Linked DNA regions of Homo sapiens: region 1 is linked to region 2. A link is a loop called in an ENCODE intact Hi-C map of the cell type or tissue named here. Cell type or tissue: B cell. All regions are shown on one strand. Links, peaks and the distances in the headings refer to the core of each region. The heading gives the core; the rest is flanking DNA.

Region 1 (8,000 bases), core at 1-8,000, 310 kb before region 2:
TATTAATTTTTTTTTTTTTTTTGAGGCAGGGTCTCACTCTGTCACCCAGGCTGGAGTGACATGGCTTGATCATGGCTCACTGCAGCCTTGACCTTCCGGGCTCAAGCAGTCCTTCCACCTCAGCCACCTGAATAGCTAGGACCACAGGTGCGCGACATCATGTTCAGCTAATTTTTTACATTTTTTTGTAGAGACAGGGTCTTACTATGTTGCCTAGGATGGTCTCGAACTCCTGGGCTCAAGCAATCCTCCTGCCTCAGACTCCCAAAGTGCTGGGATTACAGGTGTGAGCTACCACACCAGCCCCAAAGGAGAATTTTTATTTTAGAACTACAGCATGAAGTATAAATGACTACGGTTTTATTTTATTATTATTGTACATTTTTTTTCCTTTTGCTCACACTGATTTATTAAAATTTATGTCAGGCTTGACATGGATGATCAATCCTTATTTTTTCAAGCTTACTAAGGATATTTTCCTACAAAATAAGTATATAAATATGTTTATATGCAAGCCCTTCTAAGGAATGATTCTCATCATCACAGATCATGATCTAGGAATTTCTGTCAATTACTCTTGAGCTCTTTGAGGTCAAGGACTACATATTAAAGTCTTTGTACTTTCAGCACATGGCACAGTGCCTGGCACATAGTCGGCACTCAGTGAAAGTTTGTGAAATGAGTGCTCTGCCATGAGTCTTAGGCAGATGAAAGAACAACTCAAAAGTGAAGACAGACAGTATGCTGAACTCTCAGCCTTCTGCCACCACGGAAATATGTCTTTACATGCTTCCACAGGGTTCAAGTCCTGGCCCTCACTGAGGCTGTCTGGGCAGAGCATGCTGTTCAGAAGTCATGTGCAGGTAGAGTGCAGGGATGCTGCATACAAGAACATGATTAAAGACCCAGTCCCTGACATGGGCTCAGCACAGAGGAGACATTCAGTGAATGTTCAATGAAACTGCTTATGTTGTTCTAAAGCCAACAAGTTGAACTTCCATTCCCAGGGAGTTGCTGTACTATCAGGGAATCAACCAAGGTCTCACAACTATGGATCAGGAACCAATAATGTTGGGATATAAGCTGATGTCCCTTGCAACTGTGTAGTCTTTGCAGGCATTTTGATTAATATCTGAAAAAGCTGCTCACAGTTAAATGCAATCATCATTTAGCAAACATGTATTGAGCCCCAATTCAACTATTCAAGGAATTGAGGATACAAAAATAAATAATTTGCAGTCATCAGTACTCATGCAACTCTCAGGCATGGGGTTACAGCTGTAGCATAAACCAATGAGTACGATACCAGAATCTAAATATATATGCCTGGAAAGGAAAGCGAGAGAGCTAGTGAGACTGCAAGTGCAAAGTGCACATACAGGGGTGCAACAGCACAAAAGAAATTTAAGCAGTGCCATTGCTCCCACCTGCCCTTCTCCCCAGTAAGCATGCACACCCGAGTACACTGGAGTGGAAGCCCGGGGCCTGTTACCTCCTACAGTCAGGCACTGGTTCTTTACGCTTCTCATTTCTCTGCACTGAGCTGGATGCTACTGTTTAAAGATACAAATTTTTCATATAACAAAGCCTCCAAACTCAAACCACCTACTTCAGGCATTATTAATTTCTACATACACATTACACATACATACATATAGGACCGGGTAAATTAGAATACGGATTAGCTGTTTTTTGTGAGAGATTTAGGGAGCCTCAGGGACAATTTCAATTGTGATTTCTGCTTCATACTCTGAGTATGAGTCTAATGGTTCTGTGGAACAAGCAAAGTGCTTCAGAAGCATAGGAGCTGGTGCAAGGGGCAAGCCTGCCCTGCCTGGGGGTTACAGAGGATTAAGTATGGTCTGTACTGTCACGATTCAACAACCTCTTAAAAAATACAATATATGCTTAACAAGGCTTCTGTTGACCTCTTTCTGGAAGCCTGATTTCTTTCCTCCACTTATGTTAACAGATTAAAAATTTAAAAAAAAAACATAATTTTTTTAAGTAAACACAATCAGGATTTTGCCCCCAAATGTAAATCTCCAAAAAATCTGAAGTGCGGCATCACAGCCAAGTGATGCCAATCCTGGTCTACTTCTACTGCCCCTCCAACTGAGACCAGCAATCTCACACAGGCTCAGGGCATAAGCTATGTGTAGGGTGGTCCTAGAATTGTTGAGAGCCTGGACTCCTACCTCCTTAAAGGAAAGGATGTGAAAACTGCACTATGGATATCCCCACTCTCATCATGCCCCTACTTGCACAAGCCAAAGCTTGCTTCAAGTCAAAAGCTTAGGAGATGAGCAATTAAACAATTTTCCAAAGGTTTCTAAGTGAGTCAGAAACAATCCAGCCACAGGGCCTCTCCAGGGCACTCTGAAAAGTACTAAGTGTCATGCACACATGTGTCCATTGCAGCACTATTCATAATAGCAAAGACATGGAATCAACCTAAATGCCCATCAATGATAGACTTGATAAAGAAAATGTGGCACATATACACCATGGGATACTATGCAGCTACAAAAAAGAATGAGATCGTGCCCTGTGCAGGAACATGAACGGAGCTGGAGGCCATTATCCTAGGCAAATGAACTCAGGAACAGAAGACCAACTACCACATGTTCTAACTTATAAGTGGGAGCTAAATGATGAGAACACATGGACACATAGAAGGAAACAACACACACTGGGGCCTTTCAGAGGGTAGAGGGCAGAAGAAGGGAGGGGATCAGAAAAAAATAACTAATGATTACTAGGCTTAACACCAGGGTGATTAAATAGTCTGTACAACAGACCCTTAAGATGTAATTTTACCTATGTAACAAACTTGCCCATGTACCCCTGAACTTAAAATAAAAGTTAAAAAAAATTTTTTTAAATACTAAGTGTCCTAATCAGAGAACCATGAATGTACATACTGAGAGGCCCCAGAGCACGTGGGAGACTGATATGGTTTGGGTGGTTTTGTGTCCCCACCCAAATCTCATCTTGTAGCTCCCATAATTCCCACATGTGGTGGGAGGGACCCAGTGGGAGATGACTGAATCACAGGGACAGGTGTTTCCCGTGCTGTTCTCATGATAGTGCATGGGTCTCATGAGATCTGATGGTTTTAAAAATGGGAGTTCCCCTACACAAGCTCTCTCTCTGCCTGCTGCCATCCACATAAGATGTGACTTGCTCCTCCTTGCCTTCCGCCATGATTGTGAGGCCTCCCTAGCCACGTGGAACTGTAAGTCCAATTAAACCTCTTTCGTTTGTAAACTGCCCGGTCTCAGGTATGTCTTTTATCAGCAGCGTGAAAACAGACTTATACAGAGGCTGTTTCATGCTTCAGAGTCTACATAGCTATTGTGGGGCAGATGTACTAATATGGGAAGGGAAATTAAAGTTTAAGACTAAATAACTTCATGAAAATCTCAACGCAGCAGGTAAATGGCATTATGTAAGTTTTTAAAATATATAAAACATTAAGCCAGGGATTCTTCCTTGAATACAAGTTCAAGGAAGCTTGAACTTGTTCCTTGAATACAAGCTCTTTGTCCTCACAGACAACTACAAGGGAAAGCTGATATTTCCAGGTCATCTTCACAGCACATACTCACCTAATTACATTTCTATAACTAGAACAAGTTGTTGTTCTCGTAAACTTTGTTTTCCAGTGTCAGATGGAGCTTGAAAGCTGCCATGGATGAAAGACTCCTTCAAAAGTTCAGTAACTGTATCTGTGTAAACTAAGTTAGGTTCCTCTTTTTATCGTATCACTTCAGTAAATAAGGCCAGTTGTGCTCATTTGTCAACAGGAAACACAGAAAGGAACCAGAAAACAAGATGCAGCCTCCGGAGGCCGGTCTTGGCCATGTGCTGGGTAAGGTAACACCATGGCTGTGTCTTGAGACCACCCCAACCTCAGTTCACTTGAATGAAGAATTTTATAATCTCAACTCTAAGGGACCTGTCAAATTAGTCCAGGGTGAGCTCAGACCCACTCTCTTGAAGTGGCAGCAGCCTTTGATGATAACAACTCTGACCGCACAAACACTACACAGCAGTGTGCGACTCACACATCACAGAAACACCACAGGAGCCACACTTTCAGGTCTAGAAGGAAATACTGTAGATTAAAGTCAACTTTTAAAGAAGTAAAAAAAGAATAATTGACATCAGTTTAATACATTTTGGACAATTATTTAAGAAATGGCATGCGTAAATGAAAGTAAAAACTCAGCAAGGTGAAGTTGGGAGTTTGAGACCAGCCTGACCAACATGGAGAAACCCCGTCTCTACTAAAAATACAAAATTAGCCAAGCATGGTGGCACATGCCTGTAATCCCAGCTACTCGGGAGGCTGAGGCAGGAGAATCGCTTGAACCCAGGAGGCAGAGGTTGTGGTGTGCCAAGACTGCACCATTGCACTCCAGCCTGGGCAACAAGAGCAAAACTCCATCTCAAAAGAATAAATAAATAAAATAAAATAAAAAGGCTTAGCAAGGGTGAGAAAATTCAGACTCATTACGTTACTTAATCAAAATTCATAAAATTAATTTTGGAGCAATTCAGCTCCAGCAACAGAAAGAACCTAATCATCCCTTTCATCAGTAACTGCTTATCTTCTTCATTTTAATTTTATGTTGATGTGCTTATTTATTTTTATTTATTAATGAATCTAGTTTCTTGTTACCCTGGACTTCCCATATTAATAATCTGAATAAACAACCTTATTCAACACATATCTTTTTACCAAAAAATGTCCTCTTAGACAAAGCACACTCTGACATCACGTTGCCTTGCCTTCACTTGATTTAGACTCCAAGTTCACAGTGCAATAAAGTACAAGGCAATTGAGAAATTTTAAAGCAAATGTGTTTTGGGTACAGCATTTTACAACCAAAAGAGCTTTAAAATGGCATTTCTGAACAACTGAAGAGGCTAGAATGCCAACAAATATCTGAAAATGAGCATGACATTAAAATACAGTTTGACATGTTCAGTGAAAGAGAACTGGGGGTAAATGCGCCATTATACATTTTGAATTTTTAGCTTTTTTTTTTTTTAATGAGTATCTGACTTCTTCATGTGTTACAAACTCAGGAAAGCAGACAGTCTTGGGATATTAAAATAGATAAAGTGTTTTCAGGATGAGATGGAGACTGCCACAGAACTGTACACAAGCATCTCTCTAAACTTAAAGAAAACACTGATTCTGGGCTAAGAGAGTGTTTACTGTGTAGATGAGGTCTACAGGATAAACTCAATTTATCCAAATCCTGTGCCTTCCAGCCAAGAAACTATAAAAGAAGACTTTGTAGAATGAAGCAAAAAGTCATACTTCCTTTCCTAAGGATTGCAACCTGTTCACAAGACAGGCAGAGCTGAACAGCTGGTCCCCTTCCAGGGCTCCAAGAAATGTGAATTCCAAGGACAAGGTAGCCCTGAAATGCCTGCCTCATGGGATCCTGCCCTGTCAGTAGTAAGCATCTTCAAAGTGGCTCCTGCAGGTTGGTCTCCTCAATCACAGAGTTCAGACAGAACCCTGACACCAGCCACGTGTACCATGCGGTCAGCCAAATGTGTAAGGAACTTGTTTTGAGAGGAGAGAAGAAAATTCTATAGTAGGCGAGACAGGCTTCTCTCTCCTGCTCCTCCTCCCTTTCTTTTTCTCTCTCTCCTCTTTCTTCCCTCCTTCTCTCCCTCTTTCTCTTTCTCTCACACAGTTCCTACATTTCTGCACTGGGGGACAAACCAGGCTTCTGATCAAAGGCAATCTGAGACTTGGGTTCAAAAGCTTTGATGAAGATTGGTACCTGCTATGCAGATGGGGGGAGGGAAGAAGAGACTAGCCTAGGGGCTTTTATATTTCTTTAAAGCATCAGCCATTAATGGGCTAAGTTTACCACTGGGACCCAGAGAGCTAGTCCCCAAACACAAGCTCAAAATGTATGCATTTTCCAATTCATGGTTTTCAAGGACATGTTCCATTTCTATGAGGCTCTAATGAGATCTGAGAGATGTACATATTTTTTTAAAGTCACACTTACAATGGCTCTCACAGCACATCCGGGAGCAACTCAGTAACTTGTCTAAGCACTTACATACTGAAGTTCCGAGAACCACCAGCTTAAGGTTCAGAATTGAAATTTACAGACCCAGTCTTTGCTTTTTTCAACTCTGTAATCTTGTAGACGGTTCATAGGTTTAAGACATTAAATAACCATGGATTATCATGACTCTAGAATCAGTTGGATTTGTGACAAAAATTAGCAAAATGATGAAATAAATGTAAGGACCCCCTTCCCATCTCATTACTTTGGTTAGTTTATGCCCCAGGTGGGATGGGTCAGGACTTAACAGTCATCCATTCATGGAACAGTTATTGAGCTCAAGCCACTCCCTGGAGATGTCAAGAAAAGTGAGCTGCTTTCTCTGCAGGAAAGCCAAAGAATTAGGCTGGTGCAAAAGTAACTGCAGCGTTGCCATTAAAAGCAATAGCAAAAACAGCAATTTCTCTTGCACAATATATGGATCTTTTATAAGGGAGAAAAAAGGTATTATTGATCGATATGGCTAGAAACAGGCTGGACCTTTGTGGGTATAAACCCAGAAGGGCCCTGGTGTTGAGGTGTTGGAAGAACACTGATGGATTCTTTATTTTTTTCATTAACTACTTAAAACAACAGTTATTGATAGGGTACTGTTTAGAGATCACTACAATTCCTTTGCAGTTATTTGACATATATAAACATACTATAGGCTGGGTGCAGTGGCTCACGCCTGTAATCCCAGCACCTTGGGAGGCTGAGGCGTGTGGATCACCTGAGGTTGGGAGTTTGAGACCAGCCTGGCCAACATGATAGAACCCAGTCTCTACTGAAAATACAAAAATTAGCCAGGCATGGTGGCGGGTTCCTGTAATCCCAGCTACTAAAGAGGCTGAGGCACAAGAATCACTTGAACTCGGGAGGCAGAGGTTGCAGTGAGCCGAAATGGTGCCATTGCACTCCAGTCTGGGTGACAGAGTAAGACTCTGTCTCAACAAAACCCCAAAACCCAACATACTACAAGTGAAAGTAATCTGCATTGTAAGGTTTGTTATGTGCCCTAGTCTGCCCACAGGAACCCTGAAAAACAAAATGTTAAATGGCACAGACTTTTTAACTGCAAATACTAGGTGCATTTACCTTCCTTAATACAGCACTGTGATCACATATATGATGGTATAGATCAAGCTTGTCCAACCTGCAGCCCATGGACGCATGCAGGCCAGGATGGCTTTGAATACGGCCCAATACAAATTTATAAACTTTCTTAAAACATTATGAGATTTTTTTTGCGATTTTTTTTTAGCTCATCAGCTATTGTTAGTGTTAGTTTATTTTATGTGTGGCCCAAGACAATTCTTCTTCTTCCAATGTGGCCCAGGGAAGCCAAAAAACTGGACACTCCTGGTATAGATGGTGTGGCTCATTCTGCTCATCCTTCTTTGAGAAAGCGCATTTCAGAAGCTATTTCTCCTCATTCCAGATTTTATGCTGATTAAAGAAAACAAGATTTGCACACAGAGCATCCTCTAGTTATTTGGGTAACAGACACAGCCATGAGAATGTTCCGCTCCACAGGGGCCATCAGTGCAAATGGCCTTCCCCACACTACATCGACCACTTCCCCACAGCAAGCTTGGCCAGGATCCAGCCAACCAGTGCTGACGTCCTTCGCTCAGGGAGGTGTTGGGCCTTGCACACTATGGCCCCTTACACACTCCATTGCAATTTTGTTCATCTCTGTCCAGCTAAACTGTAGAAACCCGGAGTGTAGGGACTGCGTCTTGAATTCATCTGTGTCTGGCATGTGCAAAATGCTCCACAACATCAGTTTTACACTCTTAGGATAAGAAAATTCATTTTCAAGAGTTTTAATGACTACAGAGAGGTGGCAAGGTAAACAGTTTCCACGTGACCCCATAGACTTCTCCATTAATCATAGTTTCCAATTAACTT
Region 2 (9,107 bases), core at 1,099-9,098:
TACAGTGTGTCACACACACAGATGCTGAATATTTCATTCATTCATTCAACAAATGCACACTGCCCTCCCGTTGGCTGCGTTCAGCACTCAACGGTGAGGAATCCCACCGGGTAGACAAGCAACTCCTAGGAGGAAAGGAATGCAGCGCTATCTTCCCTCTCTAGGTAGACGTAGTCTAGATATGCGAACTTTCACAGCTTCACTTAAGATTATGGGAGGCAAAACTCAACAGGTCCGTTTTCTATTTGTTCTCTGGGGACCTGGAAGGTCTGAGTTGATGACAACTGTAAACGGTCAGGTCTTGTTGGGCCTCTCCTAAAAACCTTAGCCATGGAACAGAGAGGAAAGCTGTCGTACAGACTGTCTTTTCTAGTTTACTGCTTTTGACTAAAATAATAACATTCACTCTGACATAATGACTGCACCAATTAGACTTAATTAGACTTAGGCAAAAAAACACCCCCACACACAGACACAAAACAAAAAACAAAACAAAAAAAAAACTCTGATGGAATAAATGTAGCGGTGGGAAGGGAGACTTCCCCAGGAGTCCCTGCAGTCATTATCTACCGTCTCCCAGGGGCCGGGTGACAGGCGCAGTGCAGGGCAGACGTCCACTGGGGGCATGAGTGTCACAGAGCCACGGGCCTCCCCTCCCACAACCTCCTCCCTAGATGTGTCACCTCCTTTCTTACGATGCACTCCAGCACTATCTGCTGGGGAAGGGGGTGGGTGTCCAACAGGGAGAGCTGACCAGCAGAGCTCCAGGCAGCAGGAAAGGCTGAAGCCATGTAGCATCTCACTTTGAGTGGAAGCCCCTGAGGGCAGGGCCTCTTCCACCCAGCTGTGCCGTAGCACATATACACTCAATGAAAGAAGGGCTGGATTCAATTCCAAGGATATTAAAACCCTTCTTATAACAGTCCTGGTCCTTTCTCAGGGTATCTGTATAGAAAAGGAGTTCCTCCAATACAACCCTGAGAGTGTGTATGGGAAACCTAGAGTGAGGTGTAGGGCTGTTGTCACAATTTCTTGGGGGCACTGAGTTACACATCAATAGACAAGGGCAACTTTAAAGACAAACTAAAATGGAGGTTGCATAGAAAGTAATTTTGAATAATTGTTTAAAAAATACAAATGTCACTGCAGTATGGCCAACAGACACAAGTCTTTATTCTATTTTGTTTTTTAATTGAAACTGTCAGCAAAGTTAAAAAATCCTTTTTCTCCCTGGCCACTGCCTAAAGGCTGAATGAGGCCCGCCCTGCATCCACTGCAGATGCTCACAGAGCGGCAGCCCCTCCCTGGGGATGTGATTAGCATCCCAGGGTCCTTAAAGAAAGGGAGATGTGAGGAGCTGATTAGGATTCAGATCAGCAGCCAGGCCCAGGCTGTCTGGAGCTGACATCGCCAGGTAAATAAAAGGGCATTCACTGCAGCCTGAGCATGTTCTTAGGTCCCGCGGTGGAGAAGTGCAGAGCTGCACCCACGGGAGGCACAGCCCTCCTGCGGCAAATGTCTGCAGCCCCCAGACACACGGGGATGCTTTGTGCACAAGATATTTCATTATTTCACATCACTTGGCACCCCCTCCTAACTCTAACATCCTTAGCGCTCAAGCATTGGCCAGTGTAGACCTAGCATTGGGTGGGGACTGATGACAGCCAGGGCCTGCTTCTCTGTTCCCCCATCATTTCCTGGGTGACACCCCTCTGTATGGGAACACTGTCCACTGGTCAGTAATGACCTGTATCAAACAACAGCAAAGCCATTGGCTCTGTGGCTTTAAATGAATTAACTAAATGACCTCTCAATAATGGCTAACAGTTATTGACTTCTTTTTCTGTGCCAGGGCTGTGCTTAATATTCATTATTTCACAGCAACCCTACGAGGTTGTTCCCCTCCTTGTTATACAGGTAGGAAAACTGAGACAGAGGATGTTAGTGCCAAAGGTCACACAAGGCAGCACACAAGGTAGCCGGGGCTCAAATCTGTTTTTTCTTATCTCCAGAGCCTAAGCCTTGACTCCTTCACACTGTCGCAGCTGACAAAGCCCCTTGTTTTCCTCCCCTCCAAGGGTCAGCACAGTCCATCAAGTTGTGCAAAGCGATTCCTCAATCTCATACAAATTCTCTTTTCCTTGGGTATCAACCCAACTTCATCTAAAAGCCCATCTTCCAGTTAGCTTGCAGGGACTGAGGGGCTGTGGTACAGGGGAGTTCAGGGCCTCTCCTGGGAATGTCTATCTGCGGTAAAGACTAAACCCTGCCGCATAAATCTTGTCCAGGAAAAGAAAAGAACCTGGGTTGTGCAGGGGTTGAGTTACTCCAGCTGCCGGGACCCCCTGCTCACAGACTCCCGGAGATCAGAGGGGAGCCAGGCCAATTTGATTCTTGGCCCAGGGAGGCCTGTTTGAAGTGAATCTTCTCAGGTTTCCAAGGAGGGCAGGTTGGCTGGGGAGCTGGGAGCGCTGAGCCCCGGGGATAAATTCCGCACTGTGTGGCTCCTTAGAGAAGCTTCAGGCTGCAGGCTGGATAGCCAGCCAGGCTCCTTTCTCCCACAGGTAAGAGAGAGGTCCTCTGTCTCCCCATGTGTTATTAATACTCTGCTCAGGCCACTGCCTGCCTGTCCAGGTGGGAAGAGGGGCAAGCACGGTTCTTTTCCTACAGAGTGAGAGTCAGAAGAGGCAAGGGATGCCCACCCCCCTCCACCCAGGTTATCTGAGGAAGACGTTGACAGAGCTGAGAGCCCACAATGCGATGTCTGGGTCCTCATCCTGGCGTCAGGTAGGGGCGGGGGACTCAGCCCCAGCTCAGCCTGGAGGCTGCCATCACTACTCTCTCTTTCCTGCAATGTAATCAGATTTAATAAAACATGAATATTGTATAATAAATACTGCCTTTTCATAAATCTGCCTGTGACATCAAGTGGCATGCTAGAAAATATTATGAAATATGTCTCGAAGTCTATTACAGCCTCCTCTGAGCATTTTATATAAATCTTTACCTGCAAGAACAGTTCAGGGATAGAATCCGGACTCCACAGAAGACCAGAGCCTTTTCTCCGTGGCAGTGACATATTATTAGCATAACATTTTAAAAAATGCAAACTAGCCACTGGAGTTCCCAAGGCCTGCACCACCTTCCTAAGAAACAACATGTTTTCCATTCACACAAACAATCGCTGCCCTGGTCCTCGGCCCTGCACCGTGCTAGCCCCATCATCGGCAGCAACCCAGCTCCTGGGGTCAGCGGTGTCCCCTCCTACCAACTCCTGATGGCTGGCTTCCTCCTCACTCCGCCCATCCTTCTGAGAGGAGCCAGTCTGTGCCATGCACCTCCCATCCTCCACCATGGCCCTCTTGTCTTTAGTGACCAGTGAGTGATGTGCAGAGCTAGTTCATCGCACAGGCATCCCGCAGGCATCCTCCCTCACACGCGCCCATCTTTATTCTCTAATCTCTTCCTCCTTCTCATTCTCTTGTGACTCAAAGGAGTTTCTCCAGGAAAATCTCTTTCCATTTTCCATCCCTCTCTTCCTTCTGTTTGGGAGCTAAATACTAACCAAAATCAGGGGCGAACAATGTGGATGTGGCGTTGGTGATCATAGTGTATTGAGGAAAAGCACACACCACACCCGTGTTTTGCTGGGGAGGTCAATGCAATGATGCTCCCGGGCCTTCCATTTCTAAAGTTCTGGAACAGACCCAGAAGCACCTTTCAGTCTCAGTGCTGTCTCTAACGACCTCATTCCTTTTCTCCAAGGAAGCCTGCTTTCCTCAAGCGCCAGCATCCATGATGAACATTAAACATACTATTCTACTCCAGATGATTCCTTTTCTGTTGACTTTCAACGCAAGAGCCTTGATGTTTTTCCCAGGACAGTTTACTCAGAAGGGGGCTCAAGGTGTTTGTGGACTTGACTACAAGCTACACTAGTCATTGTTTATTCATAACACTCTTTCTATGGAGAATTGTGGTCTAAACACTGACCCGTTCCCCACGGTGGTCCGTGCTTGTGTGGATAACATCTCTTGTAACTCAACCCAGCTTCTGCAGCCTCACCACTGGGGCAGGAACCAGGTCCCATCTGGTGGCAACCAGCTTCACCCCGGAGTGAAGAACTGACAGTACCCTGCCTCAGGACCTCCCTGTGATGCCCAGGTGTGGGGCGCCTGAAACTGCTTCACATCCCTGTCACCTGGGAGTGCAGCAGAGTTCATACCCCGGAAGGAGCCCCTTGACCTGGGAGGCATGAGAGGGGAGTCATTGTGCTCCCTGGTTTCTCAATTGGCAGGTTCAGAAGATTCTTGAGAGCATCTATGACTGATTGTGTTGCCCAATTCCATAATGCCTATCCTCCCTGCCCTCTTTCCTGCCCCTCACTCCTACTGTTGGGGATTGCATCCCTGAATAAACCTCAATCCCATCAGCCCTTGTCTTGGGATGTACTTTAGGGGAAATCAGGCTGAGACAGGGTGTTTCTATGCATTTTCTGCTATAAGCTCATAACCATGGAGAACCAGGCAGGAACATGGCTTCTCAGAGCAGTGCTCCATAAGTGTGGCAGTTGCTTCATTTGGGTCCTCTGGGTGCCCGAACTAGAACTATATTCATGACGAACCCCAGAAGAGTTTTAATTAACGTGAGTGTCCCTAAAGACAATGAAAGGAATAGTTAGTATCTTTGCTCTAGAATGAAGACAAAAGACAGTTTGTCATCCAGTTGACTTCAACATAACATAAAGTCAGCTGTAGGTAACACAGAATGCTTCTGATATTAATGTTCAATTCCTCACACCAACAAACATGAGAACATCATTCACTGCATATGGAAAAGGTGCTATGTCTGTCCTGAGCTGGTCCAGACCACCTGCATTTCTCATTGCCTGGGTCTGCCTTTTCTCCTCTCTAGATTTTACTTACCCTGCAAAGCTTGTGTTGGGATGTCATTTCTAGGATCGGGTTTAGGCTGAGCCCCAGGGGTTTTACTGGTGGGACTGTGGAGAAGGCTTGATACCCTGCAGTACTCTCTGGAAAGTACCTTCCTCCGTTCGGAATCCCTGAGCTGGTGCCCCTTGCAGCCTGCACAGCTCTGGCCTCTCGCCGTGGATCTCATGGCCTCTGCTGCCAAAACTAGAGAGGAGGTTCATCCTCTGTCTCTTTGTGGAGAAGAGTCATTTGCTGACTGGGTGCTAGCTGAAAAGGGACTCCCCACAGAGCAAGAACAGCTGTCCTCTTGCTTCATGCACTCAAATTCCCTCCGTTGGGCCGCCCTGGGGATGCGCTGTCGGCCACCTCCTGCCTGATGTGGTGTGGGCTGCCCATGAGATGAGGCAGCTGTCCAAGGTGGGTGATGTGTGCTCAGACCTCCAGGAACCGGCGAATGAGGCCTCATGGAAAGAACGTGAGGTGGCGGTGGAGGGGAACAAGAGTGGGGAAATCCCTCCAGGCGGCCTCCTGCACCCCCAGGCTCTGGAGACAGCCTTCACTGGACGCTGGAATATCAGATGGGGTGAAGACAGAAAATGCTGTGCTGGCCTGGCCCTCCCACAAACACTCCAGTTTCACGGGCTGAAGAGGGTAAGTTGTGAATTCTGTTTCTTCAGGAATAGAGAAACCCAGATGCCAAGACCTGGAGGAGGCAGGAGGCTATGCTACTGTCTCCCCCACTTCTGGAAAGCACTGTGTGAGGTTTCCTCACCCCCAAAGGACAGGCCTGGCTTGGGCTCTCTGGAAGACACTGGCTGAAGGCCGGAGGGGGTGGCCTGGCTGTTTCAAAGCAGGAGAAGCAGGATGTGGCCTCAGAGTGCCACCTGGAGGCAGAGGCGGTGTAAACATGCAGAGAGATGCAGGCACAGGTGCCCCAGGGACAGAACATTCCTATCTGGACAGGGTCTGTCCTGCCCTCTGTCCCCACCTTCATTCATCTGCTCTGAGGAGGCCTGGGAGACCCCAACCTCACACCTTCAGCCTTGGACAGGCTCCAGCGGGGCCAGGGCCCTTCACCCGCGAGGGCCCAGGGACCACCTAGATGCAAGGAGAGCCCAGCAGGCCCTGTGCTCTGCCAACTCTTTCTGAACTTTTGTTTTCAGTTCTTTTCCTCACAGTCTTACCAAATGTTTCCCAGCCCCACACATTCTTAGACCTCAAGGAGGAAATGCTTATTTTTGTGAACTAAATCAGCACAGAGTAAGTAGGAAATCTCTATTTCTTAACTCAAATCTTATGACCTCCCTTGGTTCTTCTTTTGAGGAATCTACATTGTATCCAGCTACATGCATGTGTTGTTAGTTCCCCAGCATAATCATGGCCGGCTCAGAAAACATGATCATGAATCCCTGGTTCTAAAGTGTTCTCAGGTGCTTTCTAAATACGATAGGTCTTGTCCCCAGGAGAAATTTAATGCACCCATCTCCAAACTAACTTAAATACAGTTTCAAAACGTTGATGAATCACTCCTCTCCCCGGTTCATCTGTGGATGGATTAAAAGTCTATCTCTGGGCCGGGCACGGTGGCTCATGCCTGTAATCCCACCACACTGGGAGGCCGAGGCAGCCAAATCATTTGAGGTCAGGAGTTAGAGACCTGCCTGGCCAATATCTGACTGTAACTGTGTAAGAAGCCCTGAGTGGGAACCACCTATATAAGCCCAGGCAACCAACAGAATTATGAGAAATAATAATAAATTATTGCTTTAAACCACTGAGTTTTAGAATGATTTGTTACACCACTACAGATAACTGGATAAATGTAGTTCCCACTCAGGGTTTCTCACACAGTTACAGTCAGAGAGTGGCTGGGGCTGGAACCATCAAAGTCTTCCTTATTGACTTGCCTGGGCTCTGCTAGGGTGGCAGGAACAGCAGGGAACTGGTTGGGTATCCCTCTCTCCACGCTGCCTTTCCATGAGGCTAGCTTCAACTGAATTGCTATTGGGTTTTCAGTTAACTGAGGGAAGGAACAAGGAAGGATTTGCAGGGGGATCAAAACTAATTTAGGCTGTATCCCAGGGTGGCTCCCTCATCACAGCCTTGCTGGTCATTTCTCTGGTCATATCCTTCCTTGACCTCTCTAAAAGAAACACCTTCACATTTTAGGAATGGCGAAACCCTGTCTCTACTAAAAATACAAAAAAAAAAAAAAATTAACCGGGCATGGTGGCATGCACCAGTAGTCCCAGTGACTTGGGAGGCTGAGACAGGGGAATTGCTTGAACCTGGGAGGTGGAGGTTGCAATGAGCCAAGATCACATCACTGCACTCCACCTTGGGTGACACAGCGAGACTCCGTCTCAAAAAAAAAAAAAAATCTCTCTGTCTGTCCTATGCCCGAGGGTGAGGTACTGCAGCTGGTCCTGAGGAGCTGGTTCAGTTGTCTATAGCGGTAGAACAAATTATTCTAAAACTCAGTGGTTTAAAGCATAACTTACTATTATTTCTCACAATTCTGTTGGTTGACTGGGCTTATATAGGTGGTTCCCACTCAGGGTTTCTCCCGCAGTTATAGTCAGAGGGTGGCTGGGGTTGGAACTATCAAAGCCTTCCTTACTCATTTGCCTGGGCTCTACTGGGGTGGCAGGAACAGCAGGGGACCAGTTGGGTATTCCTCTCTCCATGCTGCCTTTCCACGAGGCTAACTTGGGCTTCCTCACAGCATGGTGGTCTCGGATAGCTGTACTCCTTACGCAGCCTCTGGTTTCCCCGGGCATGTTTTCTGAAAGGTCTGGGCAGAAGCTCAAGGCTTCTCATGACTCAGCCTCAGAAAACCCAGAAAGTCACTTTTACCTCATTCTACAGGCAAAGGCTAGGGCCAGCCCAGAATCCAGGGGATGAGGACTAGGAATTTGACTCTTTCAGAGAATGGAGGAGCAAAGAATGTGTGACCTTTAATGTGTGTCTTTAATCTTGTGACCATGTTTAAGCCACACACCTTGTTTCTCTGGCCAAGCACTGTTACGTACTTTGAGTTTCATATTAAATGCCATTTTCCTAGGAGGCTCTTTCCTAAGCCACTAGACTAGGATAATTTCTCCATTTTGTATGTGCTTCTATAGAGCTCTAATACACCCACCCACACACACAGAGGTTTTTCATACTTTCACACTTGCTTAATATCCATCTTCCCCATAGACAAATCCCACAGGGCAAAGGCCATGTTTTTTAGTCTTTTACTCACTGCTGGTCCCAGGCGTTTATACAATGCCTGGCTTGGTGTTCAGCTTCTGAATTGAACTTAACTGCTATTGGGTTTTCAGTTAACTGAGAGAAGGGACAAGGCAGGATTTGCAGGGGGGTCAAAACTAATTTAGGCTGTATCCCAGTGTGGCTCCCTCATCTCAGCCTTGATGCTCATTTCTCTGGTCGTATCCTTCACTGAGCTCTCTAAATAAAAGGCCTTCATGTTTTAGGAGTCTGCTGGTCATATGGGCTGACCCCCGTAGACTGGGAGGACTCCAGCTATGGGGTGGGACAGATCCTAGGGGTAGTCCCCTCTGCCAGGGCTAGAAGGAACTCCAGTCCCCCAGGCAGAACATGGCAGTAGAGGTGCTGGCACAGTCAAGAGGTGGCCAGTCATCCAGCCCCGCTGTCAGACCAAGAGGCTCCACAGAGGCTGAGGGTGTCCCAACAGCGGGGCAGAGCATGGAGACAGGATATTCCCAGCAGACCCTCTTCAGAAATTGAGTCTCAAGGGGTCTTGGGGAACTTGGTCAGCAGATGTCATGGCTTCATCTGTCAGCTGGTGGGTCAGCTCAGCGGGACTCCTGTCTTTAGAAGGGAGGCTCAAGTCTTTACTCTGTACCAAGACAGAGATGGGGGCCAGGAAACAAGACATGCAACCATTTTCCATCATCAAGGGGCGAGATGGTGCTTGGCATGAGGCAGAACTGGGCTCTGTCAATGCCACGCATCAGGAGGAACCCCTTTTCTGTTTCAATCCCTCCTGTTCATGTGTGGTGCCCGTTAGAGCTGGCGTATACTTCTGTTCTCCAGTGTCTGAGGACATGGAGGACCCATTTCCTCATTTTCCCCCTTGTGGTTGGATGGGATCATGCACCCAGTTCTCGTTGAGACCAAGATGCTGAGGTTACCGTTTTCTTTGTGGGA

The links. A loop is a pair of places that touch in the nucleus more often than their neighbours do. Peaks named below come from ENCODE experiments on the same cell type or tissue, not always from the same donor. Only the 100,000 strongest peaks of a DNase experiment are listed, where the experiment ranks them.
Region 1: it touches region 2 in a loop (4-fold over the local background); 2 of 110 quality-filtered maps call a loop at or near these places.

Annotation. Positions count from the first base shown.
Region 1 is chr2:99,924,872-99,932,871 of GRCh38, forward strand. All of the region lies in intron 7 of AFF3 (ALF transcription elongation factor 3), which reads right to left. Among named protein-coding and RNA genes, the nearest start is that of AFF3, 210 kb to the right of the region's middle. In B cell, for the core only: no CTCF peak of the experiment used is centred there; DNase peaks (open chromatin) are centred at 3,050, 3,360 and 3,760; H3K4me3 peaks cover 1,174 bases; H3K27ac peaks cover 5,699 bases.
Region 2 is chr2:100,237,304-100,246,410 of GRCh38, forward strand. All of the region lies in intron 1 of LINC01104 (long intergenic non-protein coding RNA 1104), which reads left to right. Among named protein-coding and RNA genes, the nearest start is that of LINC01104, 34 kb to the left of the region's middle. In B cell, for the core only: CTCF peaks have their summits at 5,842 (motif pointing left), 6,046 and 9,073; DNase peaks (open chromatin) are centred at 5,808, 7,568, 8,448 and 9,038; H3K27me3 peaks cover 206 bases.